Linked DNA regions of Mus musculus: region 1 is linked to region 2. Evidence: chromatin loops called from intact Hi-C (ENCODE). Cell type or tissue: gastrocnemius. All regions are shown on one strand. Each heading gives the region's core, and the rest is flanking DNA. Links, peaks and the distances in the headings are about the cores only.

Evidence for each region. Hi-C counts contacts between places; a loop is a spot of excess contacts. Peaks named below come from ENCODE experiments on the same cell type or tissue, not always from the same donor. Only the 100,000 strongest peaks of a DNase experiment are listed, where the experiment ranks them.
Region 1: it touches region 2 in a loop (5-fold over the local background); 20 of 42 quality-filtered maps call a loop at or near these places.

What each region holds. Positions count from the first base shown.
Region 1 is chr9:99,657,549-99,666,990 of GRCm38, reverse strand. It overlaps Dzip1l (DAZ interacting protein 1-like), which reads right to left. Exons shown (of 16, transcript NM_028258.4): 11 at 7,216-7,358; 12 at 5,886-6,069; 13 at 3,834-4,050; 14 at 3,275-3,465; 15 at 1,137-1,276. Among named protein-coding and RNA genes, the nearest start is that of Dzip1l, 33 kb to the right of the region's middle. In gastrocnemius, for the core only: no CTCF peak of the experiment used is centred there; a DNase peak (open chromatin) is centred at 4,370; H3K4me3 peaks cover 195 bases.
Region 2 is chr9:99,455,202-99,464,643 of GRCm38, reverse strand. It overlaps Nme9 (NME/NM23 family member 9), which reads right to left and starts at 8,401. Exons shown (of 10, transcript NM_001165957.1): 1 at 8,377-8,401; 2 at 4,851-4,954; 3 at 4,044-4,115; 4 at 50-125. The coding sequence starts at 8,401. In gastrocnemius, for the core only: a CTCF peak has its summit at 5,666 (motif pointing left); a DNase peak (open chromatin) is centred at 5,654.

The DNA of each region.
Region 1 (9,442 bases), core at 419-8,418, 200 kb before region 2:
CTGCTGGGGGGGGGGGGGGGGGGGGGGGCTAGGCTACATCCAGACTACAGGGCCCAGGCCAGGAGCTCTCGTCCATGGTTCTCTGTACCTCCACTGGCTGCCTGGGTTTGGACATATGACATTCCACGTATTTCATCCTGGCATGTAAGAAGACAGCATCCGGGGCCTAGACAGCACCTCCATCTGTTTTGCCTATCGCTGCTGTTTCTGAATGGAGGACAGGAGAACTTTACATAAACTCCAAGATTGTGTCATTAAAAGAAAAAAGGAGATAGACAGTGCTATTATAAAACAAAGAGTAGGGGACTAAAGGGGTTGCTCAGTGACAGTCTGCCTAGCAGGTGATAGTGCCATCAATAACACTAAAAAGACAACTGCTCACAACTACTACTACTACTACTACTGTTGTTGTTGTTGTTGTTGTTTGGGGCAACATCATAATCATTTCAAAAATAATAAATAAATAAACCTTTTTGGTTGAAAGACGTGAAGTAAAAAGAATTCTGTTTTTCTACCCTAGAAAATAACAGAGAGTGGCAGCTGTCCCCTGGGAGGGGAAGGGTGGCGAGTCTGGTACTCACAAGAGTGCTAAGTCTGCAATCCCATGGCAGCTACAGCCTGAGGAAGGCCAGGCCCTCGGGGGGTGTAGTGGTGAGACACCGACCCCCTTGAATACTTGGGACAGAGGTCTACACTTCTCCATCTGATGTGCTGTGTGGCACCACTCCGATGCCTGCCCTTGGTGGACAGTGTTTTACATCTAACCCTGTGTCAGGGCCTTCTGTCGAGTGAGGGCCGGGGAGACTTGGGACTATGGAAGAGATAGCACAGGAAGATAGCAACCACAGCAGGAAGGTCCCAGGGAGAGGAGACTAGGACCTGAGCCGCCTCAGGAAGTACTTATATAATGAACCAAAGGGATTTTTTAAACATGGCCACAGGGAAAAAAAAAACCCGAAGTGGTCATCTTTCTATGTATACAGAGACAAAGGAGACAATGTCACATGCAGTGAGTGGCCTTCTCAGGATACATCAGACTGATACTTGGCTCAGTCTTTCCCCAGCCCTCCACTCCAGAGCCCTTAGATTTGGAGCTGGCTCTCCATGGGATGTAGAATTACCTCCAAGCGTCCTACCTGAGACTTCCTTGCTGGTGTGGAAGCCCTCTGGAGGGCAGCGTTGGGCCTTAAGAACATATTGACCCCTCCGGAAGGCTTCTTGGCTGGCGTTTCAAGCTGCTTCTCAAGGTTTTTGACAATTGACTGCACCAGTGTTCCTGGGAAGGGGACAAGGAACCAGGTCAGTGGAGCAAACCTGGAGAGTGAATGCTTAGTCCCTTTGGGCCACACCTAGGCTCCAGTGTGAACGGATGGACAGAGAGAGAGAGAGAGAGAGAGAGAGAGAGAGAGAGAGAGAGAGAGAGAGAGAGTCAAGAGGAAAAAGAAAGGACAAGCCCCTCCCCTCCCCCACAGAGAAAAAAAAATATAGAGATGGTCCAGGCTAATACTAGCCTGGTTTCAAGAGACTTAGATAGACAGACAGACAGACAGACAGACAGGTGATAGAGCAAAACAAACAAACAGACAAAAAAAACCCGCCTTCATCATGTAACTGTGCTGAGTTAGGACGTGGCTGCTGGCGGAGGTTTAGAAAGACCAACCCTCTAATGAATCCAAGGCAGAGCCAGCCTTCCGTTTAATTCCTGTAATTCTGTAATGCATGAACTACAAAGACTGGCATGTCAGGCAATGTGTGATGGCTAACCTTGTCAAGCTGACTGGATTGGAAATGGCCTAGGGAATTAGTAGAGCACACCTCAGGGGCGTGCCTGTGAGACATAGGGCTCCGATCTAATCAGTGGATTAGATTCACTTCCTGTGAATTCCATACAGGAAGCAGGTGTTAACCAGTAACTCGGATTATCAATAGCCACACACACACACACACACACACACTCATGGTAAACCAAGATGATGGAGAAGCATAGCCTGAACTTCACCCAGCTCCCTGGATTCAAACGCTAAGAATCTCTGCAGACTTTTGGAGCTGTTAACAGCCCTTGGATGATTGATCATTGTGGTTCCCGGGGCTGAATGGCCCAGTGGTTAAGAGGGTCTACCTCATTTAACCTGAGCTTGGCTACCACCATCAGTCAGCTCACAACCACCCACAACTCCAGCTTCAAGGATTCCAGCGCCCTCCTTTGGCCTCCACGGGGCCATCTGCATCACTTGCACATACCTGCACACAGACTTGCAACATAGTTAAAAATGAGTCTTTAAAAGACAGAAATGCTTATTAAATTCCTACTCTGTGCCAAGCACCGAGTTCCTCAACCTCCTTATTAGTTGTCTTGTTAAAATATGTCATCTCTTACAACAGAGAAACCAGAATCCTCGAACAAGGCCAAGCAGAGGGTAACACAGCCAAACTGTATCAGTAGACACATGATCTCCCAGCTCCATCATCTTGCCAGCCCGCCCACTAAGGCAGCAAGGCTCCATCCAGAAAACTAACCCTGGTGGCTTCTCACAGGCTGACAGGCTTGGACTATGCAGCGGGCATGAAGCAGCATCTCGGAGTCTACTAAGATAAGGAGGCGCTTACAGACTGCAAACCCCAGGGCTCCCCTCGCTTCTCCTTTGCAATGTCAAAACTGTAAGCGCCCCATTCTCCACCTGGGCGGAGAAACACAGCCTGAAGCAGGAGCATCACTTCCTTTGGTGGGTTTTATAAGCGAACCTTGAAAGGCTGGGGGCAGATGCCATTACTTTGAGAAGAGAAAGGTTCAACTCCTCATCGTGACGCCCTACGAGATAGAGCATGGTAAGTTTAAAGAACAAGTCACTCCAACTACCGGAAAACTCAGCTTCAGTCACTATAAAGCCATTTTCATCAACAGCCGGCATCCTGTTTGTCTCCCAAGCAAATGTCAAACAACATTTTCTTTCCCACACAGATAAAATGGCGCTGCGGCCCAAAGGCTGTTGGTGGAGACTCGCTGGAGGTTTCTGGCTGCCTTCTGCTGGCCGTTTCTCCCATATAGCCCCAAAAGGGAGCTAGGCCTTAGATGGCCTGCTCTGCTAGTAAGACCATGAAACACAAAGAAGGGAGGGGGCTCCCCAAACCTCCAACCTTTAGACACCCAGTGACACATACATGGGGTAAAAGAAGCCCCACCCAAGCCTCCTGGCATGTCTGAGACCCTGAAGAAATGCCAGACCGGCAACACCATTCCAGGGCATGGAGAAAGCGGTGCTGGAGAAGGACCCACCTGAAGAAGCCAGCCCGCCTGAGCCCTTCCCAGGAGGTTGGGCACTCTCCTCTGAGGTCTCGGAATCAGACCAGCCCCAGTTGTCCTCAGGCTTGGCCGCTGACCTAGGGAGAACTTTAGGAGGCTGAAGGGACACACGTTGCACGACATCTCCCTCTGGCTCTTCTTCAGAACTAAAAGGCGGGGTGCTGCTGAGAGACCAAACGAACGGAACATGGGTCAGAAAGAAATACTCAAAAGCCAGACTTTGCCTTTCTGGTTTGCCCAGAGCCAGCCCCGCTCCTCTCTCAGGCAAAACATAGAGCTCACAGTGCCTGAGGCCTTACCCTTCCACTTCAGCCTGCTTTGGGGGGGAGGCAGGAGGGGAGGGGAGGCCTGCCTGCACTGGGAGTAAAGGGTTCCCAGCCTCTTCTCAGAGTCTCCTGAGGAACACTACCTGAGGTACTTCCTGTGTCTGTCCCCTTCCCTGCCCTGTAATGCAGAGCTCTGTAAAGATAGGCTTCCTGAAGCCAAACACCACCACCTCCGACCCGACAAGAGGCCAACGCCTAGAGCTCACCTCAGCCCGGACCCAGGGGAAACAGGGGTACTGGAGGGTCCATGCACTCTGGGGCGTGGAATGGGGGTGGACACCTGGGTGAGGCCGGGGCCATGGCTGCTGTGGCCCTGAAGAGTTGGCGTTGAAGGTTCTGCTGGTTTGGATGGCAGGGCCACAGTCAAGGTCCTGGTCTTTGGCCGGACCTCCCTTGTGGCCAGTGTGACCCGCTGGCTTTTGACTAGAAATACAGAAAGGACACAGAATGGGCCAATGGCCAGGCCTATAGTCCCGAAATAATGTAGAAGAAAGACCAGAGATAACACCAGAGATGATTAAGCCATAATACACTGAAAGCTGCCCTATGTCATGAGCCCCTCTGCTAGGACAAAGATCCAGTTTCGTCAAAGGCTGGGAGAGTATTCAGTATCTCAGGGTCACGCCATCATTACAGAAGACCAGAGAAGCCAGCCAGTCTGAGGACCCAGCCCGGCTTTGCTCACAACCTTGACTACTCACAACCTTAAATGTGAGAGGCCCTGCAGGAAGCCCCTGCGGCCACCAGAGGTCGCTGCAGAACTACATGACTACCAAGAGCTACCAGGCTCTTTTGATTCATAGCCAAGATTGCTGTGCCCCCAAGACAGGCAATTATTTACCGCCCCTCTGTTTTCCACATTACACTGGGACCCCCCTTGGGAGACAAGGAGCCCACCGATGTTTATTCATGGAAAGCAAACTGGAGAGGAAGTGTCTCCCAGGGAGCTAAACTACTTTCCGAGAAACTGACACGTATGCACTGAGTTCAGAGAGAAGTGTTTCTTACTGCGGTAGCTCAAGGTCAAAAGATGTCTGCGATACACTGCTCTCAGAGGATCTGTTTATTCATAAGTGGGAAAGGGCAAGCTGAAGAAAGGTGAAAGGTAAACAAGCCTGCAGAGAGGAAAGAACAGCTTCCAGCTACCATGTACCAGTCACAAACCAGAGCTCTCTGCACAGACAGATCTGTATGACACCAGGCACACCTTCAGGCAGCGATTTCCCCGCTTTCCAGGGACGCTGAGACAGGAAGGAACAAAGGGGCAGGTGCAAAGCTGGTCGCCCAACTGCCGCTGCATCCCACAGCAAGCTCCAAAGCGAGACACGTGATCTAAGCCAGCGGCTCTCAACCTTCCTAATGCCGCAGACCCTTTAATACAGTTCCTCATGTGTGGTGACCCCTGAGAGCCAGGACTCCGAGGACATTGCCGTGCTTCCTGTCCTGCCTCTCCTGAGTGTCCAGCACTCCTGGGTGTGTCTGACTCCCATCAGTCCCTGTTGTTTTCTCATGGGACAGAGCAGGTCTTGGCATGAAGCGAGGCAAAGCTATTCTGTGCTAAGTGTAGAGACGTTTGGGCCAACGAGCGAAGGAATACAAAGTTCAGATCCAAGCAGGAGAGCCACCTGTCGGTCAGAGATGACTGCAAAGCCTGGAACTGTCCTTCCTTGAGAAACCTTAAGGTGAGGTTGACTTGTGATGGAGTTTCTCAGATAATCACATCATTTTTACCATATCTTATACTACCTGCCCTGTTATCTCTTCAACATGTTGCCTTAAGTAATACCACATAAAATACTGGCTTTATATGTATACAAGAAATAATTCTATTACCTAAAGTGATTGCTATGCCAGGAATATTTTTCCCCTAATTCATGTATTGAAAAAGAATAAGTTGTAAAACAACTGGTCCATGTACCAACTGAAATTATCTCTAACGTCCCCAGAGATACACATGGCTGCCCTTGGCAAGCTTTATTTGCACCAAGAGCTCAGCTCTGAACTGCTGGACACGGCACAGGATTGGCATCCCCTGGCCACGCCCACAATGGAGGAAATGACATGAAGGAACCCAGGCATTCATTAATCCTCCAACCAAAGCATAAGGGTCTCATCCCAACCCCACCCTGGAGGATCCCACAAGCTCAGTTCATCAGAGAAGCATCCCGATGGAAGGAGGAGCAGCACTCTCCACCTCAGGCAGAGCGGAATCCTCCCCTGGGGTCGTGGTCTCAAAGCAAGGTCTGCCCTCGGCTTACCTGGAGGCTGGCCATCTGGCTGGGTCGTACTCTCCCATCTTTGCTTCACCCTGCTGCTCACTTCCTTGTTGAGCTTTTCCCTCAGACTGGGAAACTCTCGGAAGCTTCGGGCTATCTGCTCCCTTTGGGTTCTCAGCAGGGGCTCCAGACGTCGGACAGTCTGAGCAGAAATTCCCTTTGTGTCCTAGAGGAGACAAGAGTTCACCTTTGCATACACAGGCTCCCTCCTCCTCTGCCTATAGCTGCTGACCCAGAGCTACTGTGACTGGTGTCTGGCATGTTATGTCGGAGGAGGTGACATGAGAACAGAGAGGGTGACCTTCACACATCGCAGAAATCCTGAGGATTCGAGTTCGGCAGCTCTATCACCACGCACTACACAGGCTTCAGCAAAGGGCTGCATTTTGGCTCACACAGTAAGGGACCTGGACGGAGCTTCCCCAGCACACAACTGAACCCAGGAGGAGAGCATGGCCTGCTTCACTTCATACCTCTCCTGGCACTCCTGTGTTCTTCCTGCTTAACAGTGTTTGGGAAAACTGGACTACAAACAGCAGTGTGTGCTTCTAGAAGTTTCCTGGGCTTCAGCCACCCACCCAGAGCCCAGGAGACGGTCTGGGAGACATCCGAATCCCAGGTGAAGATTTATCAAAATCAGACAGTTTTTAAATATGACCGAGCATGGATTAAGCAGCAGGTGAAGACAGAGCAGTCTCAACGAGCATCATCGCAAAGCTAAGCCTAGCTGTCTGCATTTGTTTTCCTCTTGTTTCTAATCTTACTCATTGAAAGGCAAACGGTTAGTTCAATGCTATGATGCTCAGCTACTCGGATAACATAATGTACCTCTATTTACTAATAGATGTCCCTGATGCCCATATCCACACACATCCAGGAACAGCCACACGGTCCACACATAGATAGTAGACTCAGATAGAAGTCTGTGCAAATGGGACTGGTCCATAGACCAGACTCAGCCAGTTGACTGCCCTCTGTCCTCTGTTATAGATGCAAGCGGAAAAATAGCCAATGAGCACAAAACACTGAGAGGGACAAGGACTTAGAGGTGACAGACGCTGCCCAGACAGCAATGAGCACAGGAAGAAACAATTGACCCTGGCATGGAAAGAACAGTAAATCACGTCTCTAGGTGACAACACGTTTGGTCTTTGCTGTTAAGTCGCGGCCGTTAAAACAGTCGCTGGTGTAGTGCACTACGTTAATTCCACCTTTGGAGGCTGGGGTGAGTTCAAGGCCAGGCTGAGCTGCACAGCAGGACCCTGTCTTTAGGCACACAATCAAATGACTCAACAGTGGCCCAGGAGCTGACCCTCTTGATCCCCAGGCCCTCCAGCTTCTCTTCCAGGGTGTCCTCCAGGATGGGCCGGAACTGCTTCAGCCAAGTGGGGTTTTTCCTGAGAGCTGCTAACACCTTCCGTTGCTCCTGCCGCTCCTCAAGGGAGGCCTCGAGCTCTGCAGGAGGAGACAGTAAGCAAGGTCAGAGTTCCCTCCTGAGACCACCGTCCCCAGAGCCCTGCTGTACCTGTCGGTGACTCCAGTCTCCGGCGTTGAGTCGAGAGCAGATCACTCCCACATACCTCCCCATGGGTCAGAGGATGAGGTATCAGACGTCAGGTCTGGGTATCACTGTCTCAGACTCGCCACCCACCTATCTTCCCACCTCCTGCCATTCTGGACCTCGAAGGTCTGGGCTCAGTCAGTCTTGAGACAGGTCAATCCATAGCTTTGGTTTGGAATTGAGCCTTGAAAACAACTTCTTCCCAGGGCTCCACTCTGGTCTCAGAGGCCAGACCAGCTCCAGACTCAGCCAAGCCTCCACCTGATACCATCTCCTGCCACTGAACTCCCTGCAACCACTGAATCTGGGCCTGTTCTGAAGCCGATTTAAACCCCAGACGGTATCTTCCCCTCAAGTTCCCTCTCTAGGTCATGGTCTTTCCTCCTACAGGGTAGTAAGTATTGGAATTACTTGACCTAAAATTGCACATACCTGGCCCCTCCCAAGTCAACCCCATCCATACTGTTGGGACCTACGTAAAACATTAAGGACTAGATAAAATGTTAAGGCCTAGGTAACAGTTATCTGGCTAGCCTGCCATTATAAGGAAACTTTCTCATACGGTTCTGCTGTTACAAGGAAACTTTCTAACGCCAAGAGTGATTGGATGTTCTGTTATGCTCTGTGCCCTTGGAAACCAACCATGATAGAAGTCAGGAGAACTGTTTTGTATAGTTGCCCACAATAAGCTTGGACCCAAACCAACCACAGCAGTGATTCCTGTACCTATGTAGAAGTTTTTATGGTGTTTGACTTTATAAGCTGACCCTGAGATGGACCCCAACACAAGACAGACAACTGCACCACTATAAACACTACTTGGAATAAGACTTCCATTTTAAGTAGTGGTCAAATAAAGTTTAAGTTCCCCAGAACCTCCCTGAGAACTGACATCCTACTTGGCAGAAAGAGACATGCACATAGGTCACTGACATCCTGGTTGGCAAGGTAAGATATGGATGTTAGACAAGACCCATCTTCTTAGACAAGTTAAGACATGAATATTAGACAAGGCAGGTCCCCTGCCTCAGTTGAATACCCGACCATCAGAAACAGGGTGAATGTGAAACAGAGACGTGTTCCTGAGGGAATCCCGTGTCCCTAAATCCTGGCTGGTGAAATAACTTGGCACAGATGCTTGTGGATTTGGGGCTTAAAAACCCTGTGGAATCTTAACTCAATGTCATGGTTCAGTCCCCAAATCTGGACCATGGCCCTGGTCCACCAGGCCTGGGGTGTATGCTCAATAAACTATCTCTGTCTGACTGAGACTGGTGTTTGAGTGGTTTGTGAGGCAATTCCTGGACCACAAGATATATATATATATATATATATATATATATATATATATATATATGAAGGGTCCTGGAATCTATATATTCCTGTGCACAGATGATCCTGATGGAGGTGTCATATACCATACTTCAAGAAATATTGGTCCGTGGGTAGGAAAACGAGTAGTTATAATAAAACGTGCTAACTGCTACAGAGGGCGAGGACATGGAAATGGGGGTAGGGTAGGGGTGGGGTTCCAGGATTTGTTCTTCAGGGCCTGTAGGGTAGTGGTTCTCAGCCTTCCTAGTGCTACGACCTTTTAATATGGCTTCTTATGTTGTGATGACGCCCCCAACCATAAAATTATTTTGTTGCTAATTTAAAACCATAATTTTGCTACTGTTGTGGATTGTAATTTAAATATCTGTTAGGATATCTGATATGCCACCCAGGGGGGTCAGGACACGACCCACAGGTTGAGAACTGCTTCTGTAGGGGCTCCAGTACCCTGAGCGCTTTGATTCACTTACCACAAGTTATTGATTTTAGGAAAATCACCTCAGCCACCTCAACCGAGGCTGGACAAATGTCTGTCACCTCAGAAAGAGCAGAGATGACAAACCAAAGACACAATCTCACCCCAGCTTGGCTCGGTGAGCCAATAGTTTAATTGGGGTAACATAGAGGAGGATGGGTAACCAAC
Region 2 (9,442 bases), core at 950-8,949:
AAATGAACATCACGACAGAATCCGCCTTGCTCATCAGGTCTGCACTCACCTATGTCCCCATCTTCGCCACCGTCTTTTCTGTGGGGAGGCCACTTGAGTGCACCCAGAAGTTCCTCATCAGTAGCCTAGGACAAACCAGTCACGAAGAGAAAGGACTCAGCTGACACAGGTCACTGTGAAGACTTTTGGCATCTTCAGAAAACAGCATCAGAATACAGAGGTTCAAAATGCTGAGCGCAGTGAGCCTTGAGGACAAGGACAGGGGATCAGAGTTTGGGCAACAAGGGCCTTTTTAGTACTGGCGGGGGTGGGGAGAAGGAGGAGACCCTTGCTGGTCTTGAGCTTTAGAGTCTGCCTCTTAACCAAAGGCAGGGAGAGACTAAGGGATGATAAAGAATGGACAGTTGGTGTGATGGTTTGTATATGCTGGGCCCAGGGTGTGGCTCTATTAGAAGGTGTAGCCCTGTTGGAGTAGGTGCGGCACTGTGGGTGTGGGCTTTAAGACCCTCATCCTAGCTGCCTGGAAGCCAGTATTCTGCTAGCAGCCTTCAGATGAAGATCATTCAAGCGATGAGCCACCCAGTGCAGAGAAATCAAGGGACAGACCCTCTTCCTCGGCAGTGTGAGCCTATGGCTTTCCTTCTTCGGGAAATACGGAGAGTATCCTTAAGGAACATGGAAGTATGACCGGATTCTGTATGTTCTAGAAAAGGGGCTGTGCTCTTTGGAACTTCGTATGAAAGCGTGGACAGTGAACAGCCAAGGCCAGGGTGCTGGATGCTCGGCAGATACACAAAGTGCCCGGAAATACCTCCACGTACCTTTGATGTATGGATTTTTAAGAGGGCCAGTTAGCTGTGAAGATGGTGCAGTCTGTATTACTGTGAACATAGTTTCTCAAAGCCACAAGTTATGTAGATCCTGGATGCCATGGTAATCCAAGAGCTAAATTTCTACATTAAGGACATGGCCTAAAAACTTCTAAGAATCTGAGTGTGTGCATCACTGGGAGAGACTTCACCCTGAGGTTGGGAGAAGGCTCTCTTATAATTTGCTGTAGTCTAGGTTTCCCCCAAAAGCCCATGTCTTTTTAAAAATCATATATTTATTTATTTATTGTAGATACATTCCTTTTCTTTCTTTCTTTTTTGCATCTCGACCACAGTTGCCCCTTTCTCCTCTCCCCTCTGCCCCATGTTTCATTCACTCCTCTGTTTCTCTTCAGAGAAGGACAGGCCTCCAGTGAATAGCAACCAAACAGGGCATAGCAAGTTACAGTAAGGCGAGGCACCTCCCCTTTCTCCTTGTATTGAGGCTAGACCAGCCAATCCAATAGGAGGAAAGGGTCTCTAAAGCAGACAAGAGAGTCAGAGACAGCCCCTGCTCCCACAGTTAGGAGTCCCACAAGAAGACCGAGACAATCACATGCAGGCTCCCTGATTGTTGGTTCAGTCTTTGTGAACCCCCATGAGCTCAGGTTGCTTGATCCTGTGGGTTTTCTTGTAAGCCCATGTCTTAAACTCAGCCTCGCAAGTTTAAAGGTTCCCTGGTGGACCTTAAAGAGGTGGGGGCCATAAGGTCACTAGGGGAGTGAACTTGAAGGTGATTAGAGAAGGTTACTCTTTCCAGCCCCCACTGGGACCAACAGCCTTCTCAACAAGGGCTCAAAATCAGCAAACCTAACTGGCCATGGACAGAAGCCTAAGATGCGAGCTAAAATGAACCTTTCCATCTTAAAAATCAATGGCCTCAAGTATTTTGTTATGGGACCAAAAGGCTGACAAAGTCACTACTCACTTCTGTCAATTCCTCTCTGTCCCTGAAGTCCTTACTAAGTGTTTAGTTGTGACTGAAAGGGAAATGGATGAAAGGTGTTCCGGGGACTGTGGAGAGGAAAGAGGATCACTCCCGAGAGACTTCTAACTGTGCATCCTCCCAAGGGCCTGGGTGAAGAAAATGGCCCAGGTCGGCATGGGGAGGGGGCCCCTGTGTGAGCGCTCTGGCGAACCCGCCAGCTGGACAGGTGACCTCCACTTACCGCTCTCCATTCCCCGCCTTCAGCCGGAACCTTCTTTTCCGCCTCCAGCTGCTGTAAGATGGTCTTCTGAAGCAGGGTGGGGTTGGCTCCCTTCACCACAGCCACCAGCTCTCCTCTCTGGAATGTGACAGGCCGCGTGAAATCCTCCTCTCAGCTGGCCATCACTTTCAGGAGGCTGTGCCTAAGGCCAAGGTGCATCAACCCTAGGCCCACATCCCCCACCCTCACCCCTGCTGCCAGTTCCCGGGACCCATCCCCCCCCCCCAACCCCGTGAGGCCCTCAATATGGCTCTTAACTCTTCAGACGACTCCTCTCTGATCTCTACCTTCTCCCTGACATCCCTCTTGTCAAAGCTTCCTTCAGGGTAGCCGGGAGTTCGTTAAGGGAGGAGCAACCCAAAGAAGATAGTGTGGCTAAATGTGACTTATATGTGGCTTATTAACAAATATTTGTTGAGCTCTTACTATGCCAAGCACTCAGGGTGAGGCGGAGAATATAACCGCTAACCTTAGAAAGACATAACAATGCCTCACAAAACAAAGACTGCTGTAATAGAGGACTCTGTGTCCGAAGCATAAACGTGGAAGAAGGAATCCACACTATGGACTTCGGTAGTCAGGGAAGACTTCTTCACAGTAGTCATGCTTAGTGTGGCCCTGAGTTTTCTGCTCTCGCTTTCTCTATGTACATCACTGAGAGATGAAACCTGAAGAGAAGCCCCTGTACAACGGCCCTGACTCCATTTCTCTCCATCCCTCCGTGAACCGCCATGGCTCGCAGATTGTGGCCTGAATCCCCACAGATGATTGCAATTCTTGATTTAAGCACTATTGGCCTAAGCAATCCAATGACTTCAATAATGTCTGTGTTCTGTGACAGCTCTAAGGGCCAGCATGGCTGGACGGACACGGCTATCTCCTTCCCACCCAACATTCTTTCTCCTGCCAACCACAGCAATATATCGCCACCACAGAAGCCAGGGCTCCCTCCTGAAAGACAAAGCTCAAGTGATGTTTTAGCCCGGGGCTAGCAGGATGGCTCGGCCGGGTGAGGATGCCTCTCACCGGGACTGATGATCTGAGTTCAGTCCCCAGGCCCCACATGGTAGGAGGGGAGAAGCAGCTGTCATCTGATCTGCACACGAGTGCTGTATGTGCACACACATGAAAGATAAATAGAAACCTAACAAATGATTACAATAAGCTTCTAATATGTGACACACGTGGTGCCGAGGCTAAGAGACCTGGCTGTTGAGAGTCCTGGAAGAGAGGACCCTGGTTTCCCTGACTACCATGAGTGGGCAGGGCTGAGTCTAGATCAGCACAGCCACTAATTACCTCCTAGGTCTGGCAGGCAACCTCAACCTGGGAACCCTGGAATGCAATGTGGGCGCTAAGGAACAGGAGCTGGTCATGGATGGCACATCCAAAGACATCCAAGTCACCTGTCACCACAGAACCCTTTGGTTCCCAGGGGGCTCCTTTGCCTTTCTTCCACTTCACACTGTGGTTATCAAGGCAAACACATGGTTTCTCTCTATATAATATATTCATTTCCCCCTAAAAGTTCCCCTTGGCAGAGAAGAGAAATCTGGAGAGCATGCTTTGAGAGTAAAGCTACACTCTAGAGTGTGTGGCTGGTCCCTCTCCCCACACCTCATCACACCTCCATAGAACATATCTCCCTCCTCTTTCTCTTTTTATAAACACATCAACATGTGTGTCCTTTGCCATGCACAGCCACCTAGGAGGGCTGTCCAGCCACCAGTGGCTACCATGGCAATGAGTCTGTCATTTCCTGTGGAAAAGGAATGAGCACGTCTGTGCCTTGACCATGCCTTAGGGCACATCATGGTCAGGAACGGAGTGAATCAGTCTAGAGGGTGTGTCAGGGACATCACCCTTTAGTATGTCTGAGGCCTCATGGTGGCTCCTGAGACCCGATTCATCTATCTGAACACCACTGATCCGCAGTCAACCGTTCTGTGTCCGCAAAGATACTTACTGTATAAAACAGAAAGGTTGGCTCGCACTTCCCTTGGTACTTTTCCAGAACATCAAGGCGGTCTGCCTCTGCCTAAAGAGAACAAGCTGTCAGCGGGCACCCTAGGTGCAGCTAGTGCAGGGCCACAGCAATGCCACGCTCTCCCTCAATGATGCACCTCCCGATGAAGCCCAGCTCACTGTCTGGTCAACACATTGGTGACAGCTGTGTCAGCGGCATTGCCTTGGAGAATCAAGGGAGAAGCTGACTCTGGCTCCCCACCCAGCTACTGACTGGTCCAGGGAACCCCACCTTCTGACATCCTCCTGTGGTTGTGCCTGAGGGTCCTCAGACAACCCCTTTATTGTCTCTGGTCCTTGGAGTCTGACCTCCTGAGAGATTAGCATAAGCCCTGGGGCTCCTGTTGTCTTTAGTGTGTATGAACCTCATCATCCATCAGTGTTGGGGTGTCGGTGGGGTCTCTTGCACATCTCTATGGAATTCCCATTCCTGTACTTTAAGCAAACATTTGCTCAAAGATCCCCCTTATGACCTAGAAGATGGAAGTCTTGAAACACTGGGTTCTGGAAGTAACATTTCAGCCAGCAGTGTTCACCAACTAAGACAGATATGCAGATGCTACTGAGTGACATGTTTGCATACAGTTTGGTGGTGAGGTTGGCGCTTGTATGTTTAGAGGAACTACAGGACACAGTGACAGCTGGTGCCTTTCCATCTGAAAGGCAGCTTGAGCATCCTGGCCCTGGCTTCTTCTGTGGTTAAATTGTTTAAGCTGTTATGTGACTTTTTGCTGAGAGGGAATCTTACCGAAGCAAAATGGAGACGGTCCAAGCCAACCTCGATCCTCATCTTTTGGAAGAGGCTAACCATGGGTTTGCAGGGTCCACACCAGCCCTGGTAGACGTCCACAACTGCCGGAGGCAAGGAACGACAATGCTTATCAGACAGTCACATTCATGGTGACAGTCTGCTCTCATCCCTCTAACCCCTGCAATGGACGTGCTTGTTGGGTAGGTGTAAGCCTAGTGGATTAGGATTGAGCACGAAACATAGCCATCCCTTATTCCAACATGAAAATTTGGATCTGAAATATAATGAAGCAGGTGGGTACGGTGGCTCACAACTGTAATCTCAACCCTTGGGAGGCAGAGGCAGTAAGATCAGGTGGGTGTTCAAGACCCTCCATCCTCAACTACAATCGAGTTTGTTTTACATGAGAACCTGTCTAAAAGGAGAGTGGGGGGTGAGGAAGGAAGAGCTGAAGTGAGTACAGGTGGAAGAAGCAGCAGCTTGTTTTTAAGGTGACCCCTTTACCTTTCGGGGATCAGGCCTGGCACGGAGTGTTACTCGGTGAATATCTGAAGAGAACACAGACTACTCCCAAAGTAGGTCAGTACAGATGACCAGTAGCCTCCAGGTGACTCTTATCCACTGATAATAGCAACTGTGGCTTTTCTCCTGATGCATTAAAAGCCGCCGTTTGCTCTCATGCCGCTCAGACGGCACAGTGGTCAAGAACACTCGCTGCTCTCATAGAGACCCAGGTTCTGATCCCAGAACATACAGGGCAGCTGACAACTGCCTTTACTCCAGTTCCAGGAGATCGGGCGCCCTCTTCTGGTCTCCATGCTTACTGCATGTACATGGTGCTCTGACATACATTCAGTCAAAACACTCGTACACGTATGTTTTCTAAATAACATTTTAAAGCCTCCTGCTTTGGGTAAAGCAGCATTCATTTACTTATCTTTCTCCTAAGAGGTGAACCCGAGAGACTGTCAGAAGGGAACTTGGGTTTCTTTCATGCTGCCCATTCTAGTGGGTGTTGGAGCTGGGTTTGCCACTCCCCCGCCTGGTGATTGGAGCAAACTGTAAAGCCTGTAAGGGACCTGCACAGACTGAGTCAACTCATATGGACCAGAGCCATGCAGGGTCTAGCCTTTGCCATCAGAGGGAACCAGGCAGGGTCTAGCCTTTGCTATCAGAGGGAACCAGGCAAGGTCTAGTCTTTGCGAAAAGAGGGAAGCAGCCTGTGGTGGTTACATTGTAAAGGAGATGTGTGTGTGTGTGTGTGTGTGTGTGTGTGTGTGTGTGTGTGTGTGTTCATTCCTCTAACCTGTCCAGTAAGATGTCTTTGAAGAGCTTTCCACTCTTGAACTACTGAAAGGAGGCTTGGAATAGTCAGTGCTCAGGAAATATTAGCCATGGTCACGTAAGCACCTATCAGGGCAGCTGGCACATAGCAGAGTCTCAAAAAAATAATACATGATGCTTGTCCTTTCACCACTGGTAAAAATGTAATAGTTTGTTTCACCCCAGAGCTGATTTTACCTTCTCAAAGCAGACGCATGGGTACAACTGTTAACCCTTGGCACCATCTAAAGGGTTCATAATCTCTCCGACTGGAGAGTGTGCCAACACACACACACACGCACGCACACGCACGCACACGCACGCACATGCATGCGTGCGCGCGCGCACACACACACACACACTGGATCAACAGGACTAGAAATATTTGGATTCCATTTGGCCCCAGGCTTGGGTCAGTCTGCTGCAGATGCCAGATAGAAAAGTTAACACTGTTGTTTTAGAGTCTGGGGTGACAGACAGGAGGGTGTGCCAAACTGGAAATATGGTGGGGAGCTTGTCAGAGCCTTAGGGGGCTCCCATGGAGGGAAAAGTGGAGGTCAGGAAAGACTTCACATAGATAGGCTACTTTGGAGGTGAGCATTGGAATGAGAACTGTGATTGCCCGTAGAGTAGAACATAGAAACGGAGGGGAAACCTAGGATGTGCTCTGGAAAGCCGTCTCAGCTCAGGACACATCTGTGGAAACAGTAAAGGAAGGGGTTGGAAAGGAGTGGGGTTTTTGAGAGAGGGAGTGCTCTTGAATGCTGAGGAGTCATGGAGAGATGTAGATAAAGGAGGATAACAGGATGCAGAGTTGCCTGGAGGAGAGGAAGGAACCACGGGCAGGAGATCATGGTCAATTCTAAGACGCCAGCCTCCTGGGGTACACACCATCATATCAGGCCCAGACCTTTCGAGTGGGCTGGATCTCATGATGGGCTTCTAATAAGCACAATAGAGTATGGATCTGACTTCTAAGTTAACAAAGGCTGACTCACAGCGGTGGTCTCTCAGTGCCCAGTCTGGAGCAAGCAAGTTACCATGATGTGAGAAGCCTCACACAGAAACCAATGGCAAGAAATCACATCTTCGGCCAACAGCCAGTGAGGATGTGAACCCTGCTGGCAACCACTGAGTGAGCTCGATCCACCAACAGCCGTATAAAAAGAGCTCGGAAGCAAGCAAGCCTGCCTCGAAGCGAAAATCTATCCATGACACAGAAACAGCCTTGGTAAAGCCTCCGGGGCCAGAAGCACTCAGCTGGACTGCACTTCATCCAAGAACTGCAGGTACTGGAAGGTAGCCCGTGTTTAAGCCACTATTGCTTGGGTAAAGTGTTACCCAGCAGTGGTAACTGATACAAAGAAGATAGCTGTGGACAATGATTGTGCAGTCCCTGGTTGGTTCCAGTTAGTTCTCTGTGATGTCTAATTCTCCACCCTGGGAGTTCCAGGAAAGCCCATTTTCCCTTCAGAAACATTCTCCTTTTGTGCATCAGATTATTAAGGTTCTCTGTGCCTGGTCATGCAACTGAGTACAGCAATCAGCTCTAAACCAAGAGAAGAACCCTTGTACCTGACAGTACTGACTCATTCAATGAGCTGAGTTTACTGATGCCCAACTATATGAAGTACAATGGACGGTACCTGGTATTCTCAGGGACTCTGCTTCAAGACACCAGTGGGCAATAGAAGCTGGATGGGACTGGAGCTGATACAAGCATTTCAAGGACTGAGACAGCCAGTTTGATAACTGGTTTCTAAAAGAATAATGAGCAAGTGATACGCACAACGTAGGGAGGGCACGAAATTTTAAAATGATGTACTTATACTTTTGGAATTTTCCGTGGGACTCTGCAGGTAACTGAACGGGAGAGTGAAGACACAAAGAAGGTGGACCACTGTGCACACAGACACAAAGAAGTCAGCTGGTTCCTTTTCTGTTTGTACATTTTGAAACAGAGTCACGGTAGCCCAAGCTAGCCTCAGACTTGCCGTGTGGACCTTGAACTCTGGTCAGTCTGCTTCCAGCTCCCAAACGCTGGGGTTATAGGCATAAGCCACCATCCCTGGCTAATGTAGCCCTAGAGACTGAGACCCAGGCTTACAACAATACCACCCACAGTAGCCCCTTCTCCACATGCATCATTGAACGGTTTCGAAAAGAATGGCTTAGGGGAAGTGGCTTCATTTAGAATCACCAGTCAGTCCTTTAGAGCCGAGCATTTCTTCCCAAAGCTCCTGGGTGTTGATGTTGACCTGCGGCCAGAGAGGATCAAAAGCATTGTCAGTAGGGGCAGAGATGGCTCTCTCTCTCTCTGCAATATTCCCAAATGCAGTTCTAAATGACTTCTGTTGGCAATCTTCTTTCTTTCTCCCGCCCCCCATATGACAGGAAAAATAATTAACCTACAAAAAATGTGTGCCATCCTCAGACATTAAAAGTGTTGCATGTATTTGTGCAGGAATCATAGAGGAGGCTGCTTTGTGTTAAAAGAAGCAGCAGCATAGTACAGCTCCCTTTGTAGCTATGTTCAGTCAGTGTCAGAAATTATGGAGTTTTTCTCCATTCACTCACATTTTTCTTATTTATAAAGAGTCCTGATATATATATATATATATATATATATATATATATATATATATGTGTGTGTGTGTGTGTGTGTGTGTGTGTGTGTGTGTATACATATACATATACATATATATATATATGAGATATGGCATACAAGGGAAATGAATATTATTATCCCTCTCCTCTACTCCCTTATTATGTGTATATATGCTACACACACATATAAACATACACACACACATATATATATACATATACATATATATATAGCACATCTTTATTTTAAAGCATTTTTAAAATTACAAAACAATAACATGTACCTGAAAGTATGATATAGGGGATGGAGAGATGGCTCGACAGTTAAGAGCACTAGCTGCTCCTCCAGAGGTCCAGAGTTCAATTCCCAATAAACAACATGGCAGCTCACAACCAACTATGATGAGATCTGATGTCCTCTCTGACATGCAGCCATACACACAGAGCACCCATAAATAAATCTTTTTAAAAAGCAAGTTACCATATATAGAATATCTTGGGGGTGCTTTTTAGTTATCTGAAAGTAAACTATCAATCTGACATCCCATCACCCCTGAACAATGAATGCGGGGAGGGGGACTGGGAGATGGCTCAATAAAGGGCTTACTGTCCAAGTATGAGGACCTAAGTTTGGATCCTTGGCACCTATGTAAACAGTG